Regions from separate parts of the Homo sapiens genome. Here region 2 is linked to region 1. The links are chromatin loops, found by intact Hi-C in ENCODE. Cell type or tissue: CD4-positive, alpha-beta T cell. All regions are shown on one strand. Each heading gives the region's core, and the rest is flanking DNA. Links, peaks and the distances in the headings are about the cores only. Region 1 holds the start of LOC102724245 (a long non-coding RNA gene). Region 2 has its middle 39 kb from the start of FAM238C.

Region 1 (9,641 bases), core at 928-8,927:
GATTCACAGCCAAATTCTACCAGAGGTATGAGGGAGGAGCTGGTACCATTCCTTCTGAAACTATTCCAATCAATAGAAAAAGAGGGAATCCTCCCTAACTCATTTTATGAGGCCAGCATCATCCTGATACCAAAGCCTGTCAGAGACACAACCAAAAAAGAGAATTTTAGACCAATATTCTTGATGAACATTGATGCAACAATCCTCAATAAAATATTGGCAAACTGAATCCAGCAGCACCTCAAAAAGCTTATCCACCATGATCAAGTGGGCTTCATCCCTGGGATGCAAGGCTGGTTCAACATATGCAAATCAATAAACATAATCCAGCATATAAACAGAACCAAAGACAAAAACCACATGATTATCTCAATAGATGCAGAAAAGGCCTTTGACAAAATTCAACAACACTTCATGCTAAAAACTCTCAATAAATTAGGTATTGATGGGACATATCTCAAAATAATAAGAGTTATCTATGACAAAGCCACAGCCAATATCATACTGAATGGGCAAAAACTGGAAGCATTCCCTTTGAAAACTGGCACAAGACAGGGATGCCCTCTCTCACCACTCCTATTCAACATAGTGTTGGAAGTTCTGGCCAGGGCAGTCAGGCAGGAGAAGGAAATAAAGGGCATTCAATTAGGAAAAGAGGAAGTCAAATCGTCCCTGTTTGCAGATGACATAATTGTATATCTAGAAAACCCCATCGTCTCAACCCAAAATCTCCTTAAGCTGATAAGCAACTTCAGCAAAGTCTCAGGATACAAAATCAATGTGCAACAATCACAAGCATTCTTATACACCAATAACAGACAAACAGAGAGCCAAATCATGAGTGAACTCCCATTCACAATTGCTTCAAAGAGAATAAAATACCTAGGAATCCAACTTACAAGGGATGTGAAGCACCTCTTCAAGGAGAACTACAAACCACTGCTCAATGAAATAAAAGAGGATACAAACAAATGGAAGAACAGTCCATGCTCATGGGTAGGAGGAATCAATGTCGTGAAAATGGCCATACTGCCCAAGGTAATTTGTAGATTCAATGCCATCCCCATCAAGCTACCATGACTTTCTTCACAGAATTGGAAAAAACTACTTTAAAGTTCATATGGAACCAAAAAAGAACCCACGTTGCCAAGTCAATCCTAAGCCAAAAGAACAAAGCTGGAGGTATCACGCTACCTGACTTCAAACTATACTACAAGGCTACAGTAACCAAAACAGCATGGTACTGGTACCAAAACAGAGATATAGACCAATGGAAGAGAACAGAGCCCTCAGAAATAATGCCACATATCTACAACTATCTGATCTTTGACAAACCTGACAGAAACAAGAAATGGGGAAAGGATCCCCTATTTAATAAATGTTGCTGGGAAGACTGGCTAGCCATATGTAGAAAGCTGAAACTGGATCCCTTCCTTACACCTTATACAAAAATTAATTCAAGATGGATTAAAGACTTACATGTTAGACCTAAAACCATAAAAACCCTAGAAGAAAACCTAGGCAATACCATTCAGGACATAGGCATGGGCAAGGACTTCATGTCTGAAACACCAAAAGCAATGGCAACAAAAGCCAAAATTGACAAATGGGATCTAATTAAAGAGCTTCTGAACAGCAAAAGAAACCACCATCAGAGTGAACAGGGAACCTACAGAATGGGAGAAAATTTTTGCAACCTACTCATCTGACAAAGGGCTAATATCCGGAATCTACAATAATCTCAAACAAATTTACAAGAAAAAAAAACAACCCCATCAAAAAGTGGGCAAAGTATATGAACAGACACTTCTCAAAATAAGACATTTATGCGGCCAACAGACACATGAAAAAATGCTCATCATCACTGACCATCAGATAAATGCAAATCAAAACCACAATGAGATACCATCTCACACCAGTTAGAATGGCGATCATTAAAAAGTCAGGAAACAACAGGTGCTGGAGAGGATGTGGAGAAATAGGAACACTTTTACACTGTTGGTGGGACTGTAAACTAGTTCAACCATTGTGGAAGTCGGTGTGGCGATTCCTCAGGGATCTAGAACTAGAAATACCATTTGACCCAGCCATCCCATTACTGGGTATATACCCAAAGGATTATAAATCATGCTGCTATAAAGACACATGCTCACATATGTATATTGTGGCACTATTCACAATAGCAAAGACTTGGAACCAACCCAAATGTCCAACAATGATAGACTGGATTAAGAAAATGTGGCACATATACACCATGGAATACTATGCAGCCATAAAAAATGATGAGTTCATGTCCTTTGTAGGGACATGGATGAAACTGGAAACCATCATTCTCAGCAAACTATCGCAAGGACAAAAAACCAAACACCGCATGTTCTCACTCATAGGTGGGAACTGAACAATGAGAACACATGGACACAGGAAGGGGAACATCACACACCGGGGACTGTTGTGGGGTGGGGGGAGTGGGGAGGGATAGCATTAGGAGATATACCTAATGCTAAATGACGAGTTGATGGGTGCAGCACACTAACATGGCACATGTATACATATGTAACCTGAACATTGTACACATGTACCCTAAAACTTAAAGTATGATAATAATAATAATAGTAATAAAAAGAAGCTGTCAGGATGTCTCCAGAGCTCATCTGAGTGGATAAAATATCCAGTTTGTTTCAAATCATCCTTTTTCATTTGAATCCTCAGGTATTATTTTTGTGTGTGTGTGTTGGGGGGTGTTCCTGAGACCCTTGAAGGCCCCTGATAGGCCAGGGAAATTAAAGTTCCAGTGACTGCAGGGAGTGAGGAGCTGAGTAAGAAGAACTTACGTTGCAAGTCACTGTTCTAAGTGATAATGGCAAAAACCATTTAGTCCTCATTTTTACAACCAAAATTTATTACTATCCCATTTTACAGATGAGGATAATGAGGTGAGATTTAACTGTAAATTATTAACATGAAAATACAGTCTTTAAAATTTCTAAAAATAATTTATTTTTGAAATAGCAAACAATATTTTTACCTTTAAAACATATTTACAAATTTAATGTCAGAAAAAGCATTCTAGGAAAACTCAGTAGAATTTAATGTGCAGACCTCTTTATGGCCTAATAATCTTAAAAAGACTTAATACCTGCTCTTGAGCACATTCCAACCTGGGTATACTCAAACTTTTGTTCAAAATGGATTTTAAGAACGTAGATTTTTCCTTGTAGTAAATAAGATTAATTTTGCTAGCCCAGATCAACTCTTGGACTATGTGAAAATGCGAGTGGCTAGTATTCGCATGGATAGACTCAAATTACCCTGAGTTGGCTGGCCTGAACCATGTATGTAACTCACACTTTCTCCTTGCCTGTCCTTTTGCACTGCAGCAGTATCTGAGTTGATCATCTTTTTGGTAAAGGTTTCTGCCGGTTCCTTGGACTTCTCAAGAAGTAGTTGTTCTGACAGCATCCCCTAACATATCCCCCAAGGAGACTCATGCTGGAACCACATAGGCTCAAAGAGCACTTCAAGAAAAAGAAGGCCTGGTCTGGAATGAGAATAGTGGTGGTGTGGGTAACCCAATTTCCTCTCTTCTGAGAAAAAAAGAAATTCAACTGTATGGGTAGAATATCCTTTCCCAAAGCAATTCCAAGATGTTAGACAAATTTTCGCAGTAAAAAAGATGACTGAACACAGAAATACCATTTAGGACATAAAATGGAGGCCAAGGAGGCTGGGTGCGGTGGCTCACGCCTGTAATCCCAGCACTTCGGGAGGCCAAGGCGGGTGGATCACCAGGTCAGGAGATCGAGACCTCCTGACTAACACAGTGAAACTCCATCTCTACTAAGAATACAAAAAATTAGCCGGGTGTGGCGGTGGGCGCCTGTAGTCCCAGCTACTCGAGAGGCTGAGGCAGGAGAATGGCGTGAACCCGGAAGGCAGAGCTTGCAGTGAGCGGAGATCGCGCCACTGTACTCCAGCCTGGGTGACAGAGCAAGACTCTGTCTCAAAAAAAAAAAAAAAAAAAAAAAATGGAGGCCAAGGAAAAGAAGCCATTTAGTTTATTTTCAGAACCATTATTAATTCCTAAGGGCCCAGTTAAGCAACATTTTTATAACAATACATTTTAAAGGCTATTGCACAATACTACATTCTGGACTGACAGGGTAGTAAGTGCTTGCTTTTACTGAATGCTTCATACAATTTTCTTAAACTTCAGTGCTATGCTATGTATTAGTTTATTTTCAGTGTCAAAATCCTTCATTTACGAAGAGTTTTTAACAGAGGTATAATGGTGATAAATCAATATTAATATAAAAAAACAGACATTATGAAAAGGTAATATTCACTGTGTAAATTTGCTATGTGGTTATTAAAAAATTCACTTACATGAAGTCAATTCAATTTGGAAAACGTATCCATTGACTGCTCTCTACTAGGAATAAGCTAAATATTGTAAAAATAAAATAAAATAAAATAAAAACAATTCCTGCCCTCAAGGATACCACTACTGTCTCTGCCCTCAAGGATACCACGACTGTCTCTGAAATCACAGAACTGGGGATGGAGGGGTAGTCACTGGGAACAACGTTCTATGCTTACAGCGTTAAGTAAATGCGGGACGTGAAGCAGATGATACGGGCTTTGATTTTCTCATCTGTGAAACAAGAAAATTAAATTTAATTTAGAAACAGTGAAGGCATTTTCTCAAAAGTTTGTATACTTGTGCTTCTCTTTCTATAATTCACATTCTATTCTACCCTAAATCTTATTAATAAGCAAGAATTCTAATCAGACATTAGTAATCCCCTGATATAAATGTATGTGCACAGCTGGTACCACACTATTACAACATGATGACTTTAGACGGTGCCAAAAATGCCATTTACATGGAGGCCATGTATGCTCAAAAGGTTTTCAAAAGTTACATTTATTGACGTGTTCACATTACTGTGTTGTTTTGGAAAATAGCCAAGAACCCATCTGCTGAATTTTTTTAGACCTTTGGTGTGGAGGTATCTTACTTGTATTCCAACTTAACCACATACCAAGACCTAACAAATCGTTTATTAGAACAACACTAAGACATCCAAACCAATAAATTAACAGGTGGTGCCTAAAAATTGAGTTTTTTTGTTTCATTTAATCAGTTAGTTTAAGCAATTTTAGTTTTCCAGATGTGCTAGGTATTGAATCACCTCAGAGAAGAGTTTGAACAAAACAGATATTGTAAAACTTGGTTTTTATTGCTAAAAATGGAAAGTCTGAAGATTGGAAATTTGACCTAATATTAGCCTCAGATGGAAACAAATTCAAAGCAGAGCCTGGAGATGGGCGGCGTCCAGGATGTCATCACCTGCACTTCCAAGGGCTGCTGTGAAATGAGGAAAATCACCTCCTGATCTCAGCACCAGGCCTGAGCATGCAAAGTCCCAGGGATGCCTAGGTTCTGTATTTACCATTTCAACAAATTTCCTCCTATCACTGATTCTGAAAACACTTTCAAAAAACACACAAATATGTGCTTTCATATATTAACAGACGATAAAAGAACAGAGGGTGGTTAAGAGCTACATGGAACCATGCTTGAAGCCCATTTCCACTTACTTGCTCTCTGACACATACTTGATCTTTCTGAGATTTCATTCCAAATTGATAAAATAGAGCTTTGTGTAGTGGCAGCTTCTGACATGAAGCAAGGCTCTCAGAAAGTGTTGCCTCCCCCTTTCCTTCCTATGCTGCCTCTTGCTTCTACATTGAAAAGCAGTCTGGTGCCCTCTTCTAATGAGACTGAAGCAAAAAGGAATAATGGATTAGCACCTCCAACTAGAGACTAATCAGAAGGTCCATACTGAAAGAAGTCCTGACCACAAAAGTGGACTACCATGAAAGCCTTCAAAGTTTTATACATGAGGAACCATGTCTTGGACAAGGGCACACATCAGTATACCTGTATTAAACATGTGGTGTAGAGGATAGACCCTTCCTATTTCAGTGAAATTAGAGATCATTTGATAGATCACAAAATTTTAGGTTTTTTTTTTTTTTGAGATGAAGTCTCGCTCGGTTGCCCAAGCTCAAGGGCAGTGGTGCGATCTCGGCTCACTGCAATCACTGCCTCCCGGTTTCAAACAATTCTCCTGCCTCAGCCTCCTGAGTAGCGGGATTACAGGCGCCCGCCACCATGCCCAGCTAATTTTTGTATTTTTAGTAGAGACGGGGTTTCACCAGGTTGGTCAGGCTGGTCTGAAACTCCTGACCTCGTGATCCGCCCGCCTCGGCCTCCCAAAGCGGCAATTTTCAGCAAATTGTTCAATTTATGAGGATCAAAATGTATGTTTTATAAAATGAAAATGAGGACTAGCAATTTTGGATTCCAAGGTTTATGAGAGACAGAGTCTCTCTGTGTCGCCCAGGCGGGACTGCAGTGGCGCTATCTTGGCTCACTGCAAGCTCCACCTCCCGGGTTCATGCCATTCTCCTGCCTCAGTCTCCCGAGTAGCTGGGACTACAGGCGCCTGCCACCGCCCAGGCTAATTTTTTTGTATTTTTAGTAGAGACAGAGTTTCACCATGTTAGCCAGGACGGTCTCGATCTCCTGACATCGTGATCTGCCCGCTTTGGCCTCCCAAAGAGCTGGGATTACAGGCGTGAGCCACTGCGCCCGGCCTGGTATATTTTCAAGGTGGTTACCAATCAAGCTAGAATAACCTGGTGCAAATAGTGAAGTGGTTAGAATTAATAGAGAAACTTGGTCCCTAGAGTAGGATTTAAAAGTGAGTGGTCTCTGTTGCAGATTTTGGTTAATTTTAGATCCCAGTGATCTTTACAGAGGAAGGGAGCACAAATATCTATTATAAATAGCATCAGAGATTCTATTTTTAGATTGTTAACTAAAGGAGTTTCTCTTTAATTTAGCAAGAGAATGCTTGTATTCCATTGTTACTGAGTATCCAAGACAAGTTGATTATGTATTAAATTCCAATGACGACTGGGGGCAATGGCTCATGCCTGTAATCCCAGCACCTCAGGAGGCCGAGGGGGGTCGATCACATGAGGCCAGGAGTTAGAAACCAGCCTGGCTAACATGGTGAAACCTCCTCTCTCCTAAAGATATAAAAATTAGCTGGGTGTGGTGGGGTGCACCTGTAGTCTTAGCTACTAGGGAGGCTGAAACATGAGAATTGCTTGAACCTGGGAGATGGAGGTTGCAGTGGGCCAAGATCCTGACACTGCACTCCAGCCTAGGAGACAGAGCTAGGTTGTGTCTCAAAAAGACAAACAAAAAAAACTAATGATGATGAAACAGTGTGATAACCATATTGGTATTGGTGACAATATTATTGAAAAAAGTTTTAAAAATAAAACCATAAGACATATGATCCCTTGAAATAATAACAATAAAATTTAATCAGCAATAGAATTTTCCAAATCATAGGAGAAAATTGTATGATGTATTGGCAGGAGAAAAGTTTAGTGCAGGGCAGCAGGTGCTGTGTGTAAGGAAGATTGAGATAAATTATTTAAGTTTTCAGAGTTTTTATACTTGTGTAATATTCAGATTTACCCATGCTTTAGAGCACAGAGCAAATCCCTTCTTTTCCTGTCCATGACTTAAGAACTTCTTCCTACTCTTCTAGTGCATTAAAAAAGTCTCAGTTATAGCATTTTGCACAATCTAGTTTGTAATCCCACCTAAAAATTTATGACAGTCTTTTCCCTCTAGAGCAATGGTATCCAATAGAAACATAATGTGAGTGACTTATGTCATTTAAAATTTTCTAGTAGCCATATTTGAAAAGGTAAAAAATGTAGGGATAACAAGTTTAGTAATATTTTAATTTTATCTAAAATAGAATGATTTCAATGTATAGCCAATGTAAAATTATTAATGAAATATTACATATTTTTCATACTAAGTCTTTGAAATCCATTGTACATTATATAGTTAAGGTACATCTTAATTTGGACTAACCACATATTAAGTGTTCAATAGATACACATAGGCAAGTGGCTACTGGTTTGAACAGAAACGCTCTAGAACTTATTTCTCTACAATGTACCTTATTATTTTTAGAATCTTCTGTAATACCATGAGTAACATTTGGCACATAAGAGATACTCGGTATAAAAAATATATTGAATTAAGCTTATCTTTAGTTATTTCAAGGCAATGAGATCAGTGAGAATCTATGAGTAGCTTTAACCATGCAAAGAAGTTCTTGTCTCAAACAGGAGCACTGACCTGGGCCAAAATCATCCTGTCCAATGACACTTCTAGAAGCACATGAAAACATAAGCATGCTAGTGAGAGTTAAATGGGCCCAGAAACAAGTGCTGGGCATTTGTTTGACGGCCCAGTGGATTCTGCTTTGACTCCAGCTCTGAGTGTGAACCATCCCTTCCAGGACGCTGACCTGAGTTTCCTGGCCATGAGGCACACCTCTTTCACTGCATCTGGTACCCGGACACTGAGTAACCTTCCCTTCCTTTTGAGGTAGCACTGACTCTTGGACTCTGGCTTTAGAATTCTTTGAAATTGGACCAGGAGAGGCAAGGACACTAAATAGCATCCTTTATCCCTTAATCTTTAAGTAATCACCAGAAAAGCTGAACAGAAAAGCACTGGTGTAGGCCAGTTCTTTGAAAGGGGAGCTCCTCAACCCTTTTCTGAAGCCAGTGTGATAATATATCCTCAAGAGCTGAGGTCTTTAAGCCACGGCATCTAAAAGCAAGGATGAGTTACTAGACTGACCATGAACTCAAAATCCACTTTCAGTCCTCCAATTTATAAACCTTCTTCTGTGACCCAATAGACTTGTCTAAATTCCCTGATAAAAACTTGATAGTTGGCCGGGCGCAGTGGCTCACGCCTGTAATCCCAGCACTTTGGGATGCCGACGCGGGTGGATCACGAGGTCAGGAGATCGAGACCATCCTGGCTAACAGGGTGAAACCCTGTCTCTACTAAAAAATACAAAAAATTAGCCGGGCGTCCTGGCGGGCGCCTGTAGTCCCAGCTACTCGGGAGGCTGAGGCAGGAGAATGGCGTGAACCCGGGAGGCGGAGCTTGCGGTGAGCCGAGATTGCGCCACTGCGCTCCAGCCTGGGGGACAGAGCGAGACTCCGTCACAAAAAAGCAAAACAAAACAACAACAAAAAAACTTGATAGTTTGCCAACAATCCACTATTTTGTAGTCTAGTTAATTTTTTTTTTTTAAGACGGAGTCTTGCTCTGTCGCCAGGCTGGAGTGCAGTGGCCCAGTCTCGGCTCACTGCAGTCTCCACCTCCCAGGTTCAAGCGATTCCTCTGCCTTAGCCTCCCGCATAGCTGGGACTACAGGCATGTGCCACCACGCCCCGCTAATTTTTTGTATTTTTAGTAGAGATGGGGTTTCAACATGTTGGCCAGGATGTTCTCGATCTCCTAACCTCGTGATCCGCCCGCTGTGGCCTCCCAAAGTGCTGAGATTACAGGCGTGAGCCACTAATGTTTATATATGTTATATATTTATATATATAAATATGTTATATATTTATATATAATATATATATCTATGTTATATATTTATATATAATATATATATCCTGGCCAATATATAATATATATAAATATATAATATTTAATATGATATATATAATAAATA
Region 2 (9,641 bases), core at 968-8,967, 400 kb before region 1:
AAGAACTTAAAGACAAATATTAAAATGAAAAATAGGGACAAAATTGTGTGATTCAATGCAAATTAACATTAAACTGTGGCTCATATATAGTCTAGGAATATATATTTTAAGATCATTTACCTTATAGAGATAGAGATGCTAAATTAAGTAATATTCATAAAAGAAACAGAACATTTATTAAATATTTGTTTTCCACACAAGAAAGCACCAAATTTATATTGTTCAGAAGAAAATTTTACTCAAGAACTTATTAATATACAATATGCTTTAACTATTTAATAGTTATAAAGTAACCAATTTTCCCAATAGTTTTTAGAAAGGATATATAAAAGTGATATAACTTTGTTTGCTGTTGTATAGAATATTCTAGATAATTAGAGCATATTAATATGTAAGTAAAATTTTTGAATGTTAAAAACCATTGTGCCAACCCATTAAAATATTAGATCATTAGGAAGTCCATTTATTCCTGAAATGCAAGTGAGAGTCATCGCATTAGGAAATTCATTAACACAATAAATTATGTTAATTGAATTAATGAGAATGTCTTGTTTTCATGTTCATAGACAGAAAAGAGATAATGCCAAAATTTAAAAGAAAATTATTTTAAATGATTCAATTAGTATAGAATTGGTGCAAAATATTTCTTAAAAACATAAAAATAGACTTGTATAAATGAAAATTATGACATTACATGATTAGGCAGGTCAACATTTTTAAGACATCAAAGTACTTTAATTAATAAGTTGATTTTATGGTTGCATAGTATTCCATGGTGTATATGTACCTTTGCAAGGGCATGGATGGAGGTGGAGACCCTTATCCTTAGCAAAGGAATTCAGGAACAGAAAACCAAATATGGCATGTTCTCACTTTTAAGTGGGAGCTAAATGATGAGAACATGTGGACACAGAAAGGGAAACAACACACACTGGGGCCTATTGGAGGGTGAAAGTTGAGAGGAGAGAGAGGATCAGGAAAAATAACTAATGGACACCAGGCTTAACACCTGGGTGATGAAATAATCTGTACAACAACCCCGCCCTGCTGATAGACATTTACTTATGTAACAAACCTGCACATCCTGCACATGTACCCCTGAGATTAAAATAAAAGTTAAAAAAATAAAATAAGTTGATTTTAACTCCAATTAACTTACAATTTTATTGTAAAGAAGAGCAAAAAAATTAAAGTATCCATGAAAAATCTGAAAACTAAAAGACAGTGACTTCTCCTTCAAAACATTGTAGAGACTTGGAAATTAAAATTGTGTTGTGTTGGGAGGCCGAGGCGGGCGGATCATGAGGTCAGGAGATCGAGACCAACCTGGCTAACACAGTGAAACCCCGTCTCTACTAAAAATACAAAAAAATTAGCCAGGTGTTGTGGCGGGCACCTGTAGTCCCAGCTACTCGGGAGGCTGAGGCAGGAGAATGGTGTGAACCTGGGAGGCAGAGCTTGCAGTGAGTCGAGATCGGGCCACTGCACTCCAGCCTGGAAAGAGACTCCCTTTCAAAAAAAATAAAAATGAAAATAAAAATAAAAATAAATAAAGAAAATACATTTTTCAACTTTAGAAATACCAAAGACACATCACTATAAATCCTGTACATACTGAAAAATAATGAGCAACTACTATGAAAAATTCTTGCCAATAATTTTGATAATCTAGATTAAATGGAAAAATTACTTTTAAAAGATTAAATTAGTAGAATTCACTCTAGAAGAAAAAGAAAATTGAATTGAAATAGCTCTCTAATAAGTTAAAACAAATATATAATCTAATAATTTTTCTATGCAAAACAAAGATGGAAAGAAAACCCCAAAGATGAGATTTGTCTTCACTTGTTGTTTGTCCATTATGTCCATTTTGTGCTTCTGTAACCAAATACCAGGGACTGGGTAATTTATAAAAACCAGAAGTTTATTTCCTATAGTTCTGGAAGCTGGGAAGTCCAACATCAAGGTGCCAGCAGGTTTGGTGTCTGGTAAGAGCTGGGTCTCCACTTGTAAGATGGTGCCTTAAGGGCTGCATCCTTCAGAAGGGAGAAACAATCTTCCTTACACGACAGAGGACTGGAAGAGAAAAGAGAATCCACTTCTGAAAGCCCCTTTTAAAAGGCATTACCCTCACCCATGAAGGTGGAGCACTCATGGCCTAATCACCTCTTAAAGGTCCCAGCTCCCAATACCATTACATTAGCAAAGAAATTTTGACACGAGTTTTGGAGGAGACAAACATTTAAACTATATCATTGGTGAAGTCTAGTAAATATTAAAATAAATAATCCCAATCTCACATCAGCTACTTCAAAAACAGAGAATAAGGGAACGTTTCTCAACTTATTTTATGAAGCTAGTGTTATCCAATCAAATCCTAAGACGATTTTGGAAGAAACTAAGTTTCAATTTCTTGTGTGAAAACGTACATGGAAAAATAATATAGAACAGCCAAAACACTTTCAAAATAGACAAACAGCTGGAGGGTTTGTTATATCTGAATTCAAAACCTACTTTAAAGTTTTAATAATGAAGATGGTGGGGATAGATATTTAGATAGAGATAAAGTGCAGTAGAACAATGTAAGCAATAGAGACAGTTTATTTCTGTGAGAAATAGACTCATAATTATATGAGCTATTGACTTTCAAAAATGTACCAAGATAATTAAACTGATGAACATTAAATTAAAAGGTGGAGATTTTTGTGGGAAGATGAAACTTAAAACTTGGTGGTGAGTCTTGTTGAGAGGGTGACAACTGAGCAAAGACTTGAAGAAGGTGTAACAGTTAACAGTGCAGATGCCTGGGGGAAGAGCGTTCTATAAAGAGGGAGTACCCGGGAAGGCATCCCATACAAGGCATGTACCTGGTGTTCAGAGAACCACAGGGAGGACTGTGAACTTAAGTAGTGTGAGCAGGGCAAGGTATTATGCACGAAGTCAGAGATACCGGGCTCCAGATCATGTATATCTTACACACTGGGCTCAAGTGATTCTCCGGCCATGATACTGAGAAACAAGGGGAGTCAGTTCCAGTCTTTAGCTTTGATACTGACAGAACAGGGAAGTCAGCTCCAGTCTTGATTATGAACTTGAGCTTCATGAACTTGCACAAAATGGGTAATTAAATGTGTCATCATATCTTCTAATATAAAATCAGGAAATTGTACCTTAGAACTTCTAAGATTCCCACAGACCGTGATTCTAAGATATTTAAAATCCAAACAAAGATAGTTTTTTTTGCTGTGCAGAAGCTCTGTAGTTTAACTAGATACCATTTGTCAATTTTGGCTTTTCTTGCAATTGCTTTTGGTGTTTTAGTCATGAAGTCTTTGTCGATGCCGATGTTCTGAATGATGTTGCCTAGGTTTTCTTCTAGGGTTTTGATGGTTTTTGGTTTTCCATTTACTTATTTATTTATTTATTTATTTATTTTTGAGATGGAGTCTTGCTCTGTCGCCAGGCTGGAGTGCAGTGGCACGATCTCGGCTCACTGCAACCTCTGTCTCCCCGGTTCAAGAGATTCTCCTGCCTCAGCCTCCTGAGTAGCTGGGATTACAGGTGCACACCACCATGCCCAGCTACTTTAGTAGAGATGGGGTTTCACCATGTTGGTTAGGCTGGTCTCAAACTCCCCACCACCTCGGCCTCCCAAAGTGCTGGGATTACAGGTGTGAGCCACTGCACCTGGCCAGGTTTTACGTTTAAGTCTTTAATCCACCTTGAGTTAATTTTTGTGTAAGGTGTAAGGAGGGGGTCCATTTTCTGCTTTCTGCATATCATCAGAGTGAACAGGTGATCTACAGAATGGGAGAAAATTTTTGCAATCTATCCATGTGACAAAGTTTTAATATCCAGAATCTATAAGGAACTTAAACAAATTTACAATAAAAAACAAATAACCCCATCAAAAAGTGGGCAAAGGATATGAACAGACACTTCTCAAAAGAAGACATTTATGTGGTCAACAAGCCTATGAAAAAAAAAGCTCATCATCACTCGTCACTAGACAAATGCAAATCAAAACCACAGTGAGATACCATCTCACTTAGAATGGCGATTATTATTAAAAAGTAGGAAATAACAGATACTGATGAGGCTGTGGAGAAATAGGAACGCTTTTACACTGTTGGTGGGAGTGTAAATTAGTTCAACCATCATGGAAGACAGTGTGGCAATTCTTCAAAGAACTAGAACCAGAAATACCATTTGACCCAGCAATCCCATTACTGGATATATACCCAGAGGACGAGTTATTCTACTATAAAGACACATGCACACATATGTTTATTGCAGGACTGTTTACAACACCAAGACTTGGAACCAACCCAAGTGCCCATAAATGATAGACTGCATAAAGAAAATGTGGCACATATAGGCCGGGTGTGGTGGCTCACGCCTGTAATCCCAGCACTTTGGGAGGCTGAAGCAGGCGGATCACGAAGTCAGGAGATCGAGACCATCCTGGCTAACACAGTGAAACCCCGTCTCTACTAAAAGTACAAAAAATTAGCCAGGAGTGGTCATGGGCACCTGTAGTCTCAGCTACTTGGGAGGCTGAGGCAGGAGAATGGCATGAACCCGGGAGTCAGAGCTTGCAGTGAGCCGAGATTGTTCCACTGCACTGCAGCCTGGTCGACAGAGCAAGACTCCATCTCAAAAACAAAGTTAAAAAAAAAGAAAATGTGGCACATATACACCATGGAATACTATGCAGCCATAAAAAAGAATGAGTTAATGTCCTTTGCAGGGACATAAATGAAGCTAGAAGCCATCATTCTCAGCAAACTAACACAGGAACAGAAAACCAAACAACACATGTTCTCACTCATAAGTGGGAGTTGAAGAATGAGAACACATGGACACAGGGAGGGAAACATCACACACTGGGGCCTGTTGAGGGTTGTGGGGCAAGGGTAAGGAGAGAATTAGGACAAATACCTAATGCCTGTGGAGCTTAAAATTTATATGATGGGTTGATAGATGCAGCAAACCACCATGGCACATACATATCTATGGAACAAACCTGCACATTCTGCACATATATCCCAGAACTTAAAGTAAAATAAAATATATACATATAAATATATAAAAAATATATATAAATAGAATAAAATGCAAACAAAGAAATACAGAACAAACTAACAAAAGCTACTATGAAATTAGAAAACTGACATTTCAGTGAGGATGTATTTAAAAGAGGGTAGATATTTTTAAGTGTGAAAATCTCAGAGACATAAATTTGGCAAGTGATGGCACTGGAATTTAAACAGAAAAAAAATAAAGCCTAGTCTCTACGGAAATAAACAAAAAACAAATACATAACTGAGATGAATCTCAGAACACTGGATAATTTTGGTTTGGAAAAGTGTTTCTGTTTGGGACAAGACCTTCTTTGTCTAGTTAAAGTTACTGATGAGGCTAACAGGACACATATGCTATTTATTTATTTTTACTATAGGCAGAATATTATGTCTTTATCTTGTATCTTCAAAGAAACTAATAGCTGTGTAATATGGGGGGAATTTACAAAACGTATTTAAAGGCATGTTTATCTGTTAAGACTTAACTGGCCTACAAAATAGTCGTTTGTTGGCAAACTATCAAGTTTTTATCGGGGAATTTAGACAAGTCTGTTGGGTCACAGAAGAGGGTCTATAAATTGGAGGACTGAAAGTGGATTTACAGTTCCTGATCAGTCTAGTAACTCATCCTTGCTTTTAGATGCCTTGGCTTAAAGACCTCAGCTCTTGAGGATATATTATCACACTGCCTTCAGAAAAGGGTTGAGGAGCTCCCCTTTCAAAGAACTGGCCTACACCAGTGCTTTTCTGTTCAGCTTTTCTGGTGATTACTTAAGGATTAAGGGATAAAGGATGCTATTTAGTGTCCTTGCCTCTCCTGGTCCAGTTTCAAAGAATTCTAAACCCAGAGTCCAAGAGTCAATGCTACCTCAAAAGAAAGGGAAGGTTACTTGGTGTCCAGGTACCACGTGCAGTGAAAGAGGTGTGCCTCATGGCCAGGAAACTCAGGTCAGCGTCCTGGAAGAGATGGTTCACACTCAGGGCTGGAGTCAAAGCAGAATCCACTGGGCTGTCAATCAAATGTCCAGCAATCATTACTGGGCCCATTTAACTCTCACTAGCATGCTTTTGTTTTCATGTGCTTCTAGAAGTGTCATTGGACAGGATGATTTTGGCCCAGATCAGTGCTCCTGTTTGAGACAAGAACTTCTCTGCAGGGTTAAAGCTACTCATAGATTCTCACTGACCTCATTGCCTTCAAATAACTAAAGATAAGTTTAATTCAACATATTTTTTATACTGAGTATCTCTTATGTGCCAAATGTTACTCATGGTATTACAGAAGATTATAAAAATAATAAGGTACATTGTAGAGAAATAAGTTCTAGAGCGTTTCTGTTCAAACCAGTAGCCACTTACCTATGTGTAGCTATTGAACACTTGATATGTGGTTAGTCCAAGCTGAGATGTACCTGAACTATACAATGCACAATGGATTTCAAAGACTTAGTATGAAAAATATGTAATATTTCATTCATAATTTTATATTGGTTATATGTTGAAATAATTATATTTTAGATAAAATTAAAATATTACTAAACTTGATATCCCTACATTTTTTACCTTTTCAAATATGGCTACTAGAAAATTTTAAATGACATAATCACTCACATTATATTTCTACTGGATACCTTCGCTCTAGAGGGAAAAGACTGTCATAAATTTTTAGGTGGGATTACTAACTAGATTGTGCAAAATACTATAACTGAGACCTTTTTCAATGCACTAGAAGAATAGGAAGAAGTTCATAAGTCATGGACAGGAAAAGAAGGGATTTGCTCTGTGCTCTAAAGCATGGGTAAATCTGAATATTACACAACTATAAAAACTCTGAAAACTTAATTTATCTCAGTCTTCCTTACACATAACACCTGCTGTCCTGCACTAAACTTTTCTCCTGCCAATACATCACACAATTTTCTCTTACGATTTGGAAAATTCTATTGCTGATTAAATTCTATTTTTATTATTACAAGGGATCATATGCCTTAAGGTTTTATTTTTAAAACTTTTTTCAATAATATTGTCACCAATACCAATATGGTCATCACACTGTTTCATCATCATTAGTTTTGTTTTTTTGTTTGTTTGTCTTTTTGAGACAGAGCCTAGCTCTGTCTCCTGGGTTCAAGCAATTCTCATGCTTCAGCCTCCCTAGTAGCTAAGACTACAGGTGCACCCCACCACACCCAACTAATTTTTATATTTTTAGGAGATATGAGGTTTCACCATGTTAGCCAGGCTGGTCTCCAACTCCTGGCCTCATGTGATCGACCTGCCTCGGCCTCCCAAAGTGCTGGTGAGAGGTGACAGCATGCTGGCAGCCCTCGCTCACTCTCGGCGCCTCCTCGGCCTCGGCGCCCACTCTGGCTGTGCTTGAGGAGCCCTTCAGCCCACCGCCACACTGTGGGAGCCCCGCTCTGGGCTGGCTGAGGCCGGAGCTGGCTCCCTCTGCTTGCGGGAGGTGTGGAAGGAGAGGCGTGGGCAGGAACTGGGGCTGCACGTGGCAATCGCGAGCCAGCGCGAGTTCCAGGTGGGTGTGGGCTCCGTGGGCCCCACACTCGGATTGGCTGGCCGGCACCCCTGGCCCTGGGCAGTGAGGGGCTTAGCACCTGGGCCAGCAGCTGTGGAGGGTGCACCCGGACCCCCAGCAGTGCCAGCCCGACGGCACTGTGCTCAAATTCTCGCTGGGCCTCAGCTGCCTCCCCGGGGGCAGGGCTTGGGACCTGCAGCCTGCCATGCCTAAGCCTCCCCCCGAGCTGTGGGCTCCTGTGGGGCCCGAGCCTCCCTGACGAGAGCCACCCCCTGCTCTGCAGCACCCGGTCCCATCAACCACCCAAGGGCTGAGGAGTGCAGACGCATGGTGCGGGACTGGCGGGCAGCTCCACCTGCAGCCCCTGTGCAGGATACACTAAGTGATGCTAGCTGGGTCCCTGAGTCTACTGGGGACTTGGAGAACTTTTATGTCTAGCTGGAGGATTGTATATACACCAATGAGCACCGTGTCTAGCTCAAGGTTTGTAAATGCACCAATCAGTGCTCTGTATCTAGCTAATCTGGTGGGGACTTGGAGAACCTTTATGCCTAGCTAAGGGATTGTAAATACACCAATCAGTACTCTGTGTCTAGCTCAAGGTTTGTAAACACACCAATCAACACCCTGTGTCTAGCTCAAGGTTTGTAAATGCACCAATCAGTGCTCTGTGTCTAGCTAATCTAGTGGGGACTTGCAGAACTTTCATATCTAGCTAGAGGATTGTAAATGCACCAATCAGCACTCTGTGTCTAGCTCAAGATTTGTAAATGCCAATCAGCACCCTGTGTCTAGCTCCAGATTTGTAAATGCCAATCAGCACTCTGTATCTAGCTAATCTGGTGGGGACTTGGAGAACTTTTATGTCTAGCTAAAGGATTGTAAATGCACCAATCAGTACTCTGTGTCTAGCTCAAGGTTTGTAAACGCACCAATCAGCACCCTGTGTCTAGTTCAAGGTTTGTAAATGCACCAATCAATCCTCTGTGTCTAGCTAATCTAGTGGAGACTTGAAGAACTTTTAGGTCTAGCTAGAGGATTGTAAATACACCAATCAGCACTAATCAGCACTCTGTGTCTAGCTCAGGGATTGTAAACGCACCAATCAGTGCCGTGTCAAAACAGACCAGTCAGCTCTCTGTAAAATGGACCAATCAGCTCTCTGTAAAATGGACCAATCAGCAGGATGTGGGTGTGGCGTGGTAAGGGAATAAAAGCAGGCTGCTGGATCCCGTAGTGGCAACTCTCTAGGTTCCCCTTCCATGCTGCAGAGGCTTTTTTCTTTTGCTATTTTCAATAAATCTTGCTGCTGCTCACTCCTTGGGTCCACACTGCTTTAATGAGCTGTAACACTGACTGTGAAGTTCTGCAGCTTCACTCCTGAGGCCAGCGAGACCACGAACCCACCGGGAGAAATGAACAACTACAGATGCGCCACCTTAAGAGCTGTAACACTCACCATGAGGGTCTGCAGCTTCATTCCTGAAGTCGGTGAGACCATGAACCCACCAATTTTGGGCACGCTGGGATTACAGGCATGAGCCATCGCCCCCAGCCATCATTGTAATTTAATACGTATCAACTTGTCTTGGATACTCAGTACCAATTGAATACAAGTATTCTCTTGTTAAAGAGAAACTCATTTAGTTAACAATCTAGAAATAGAATTTCTGATGCTATTTATAATAGATATCTGAGCTCCTTTCCTCTGTAAGGATCACTGGGATCTAAAATTAACCAGTCTGCAGCAGGGACCACTCACTCTTAAACCCTACTCTAGGGCACCAATTTATTAATTCTAACCACGTCACCATTTGCAACCGGTCACATTAGCTTGATTGGTAACCACCTTAAAAATACACCATAAACCTTGGAATCCAAAATTGCTATTCCTCATTTTCATTTTCTAAAACATATTTTGATCCTCATAAATTAAACAATTTGCTGAAAATTGCTGCTTTTCACTGTGAAGGAGCTACACAGAGTCAAGATCTTCCCTTTTTTGAATCTTCTCCCCATACCCC

The links. Peaks named below come from ENCODE experiments on the same cell type or tissue, not always from the same donor. Only the 100,000 strongest peaks of a DNase experiment are listed, where the experiment ranks them.
Region 2: it touches region 1 in a loop (7-fold over the local background); 5 of 110 quality-filtered maps call a loop at or near these places.

Annotation. Positions count from the first base shown.
Region 1 is chr10:27,302,767-27,312,407 of GRCh38, forward strand. LOC102724245 (a long non-coding RNA gene) reads right to left here and starts at 4,737. Exons shown (of 3, transcript XR_001747397.2): 1 at 4,597-4,737; 2 at 3,346-3,538. It also overlaps the pseudogene ODAD2P1. In CD4-positive, alpha-beta T cell, for the core only: no CTCF peak of the experiment used is centred there; no DNase peak of the experiment used is centred there.
Region 2 is chr10:26,897,989-26,907,629 of GRCh38, forward strand. No RefSeq gene overlaps it. Among named protein-coding and RNA genes, the nearest start is that of FAM238C, 39 kb to the right of the region's middle. In CD4-positive, alpha-beta T cell, for the core only: no CTCF peak of the experiment used is centred there; no DNase peak of the experiment used is centred there.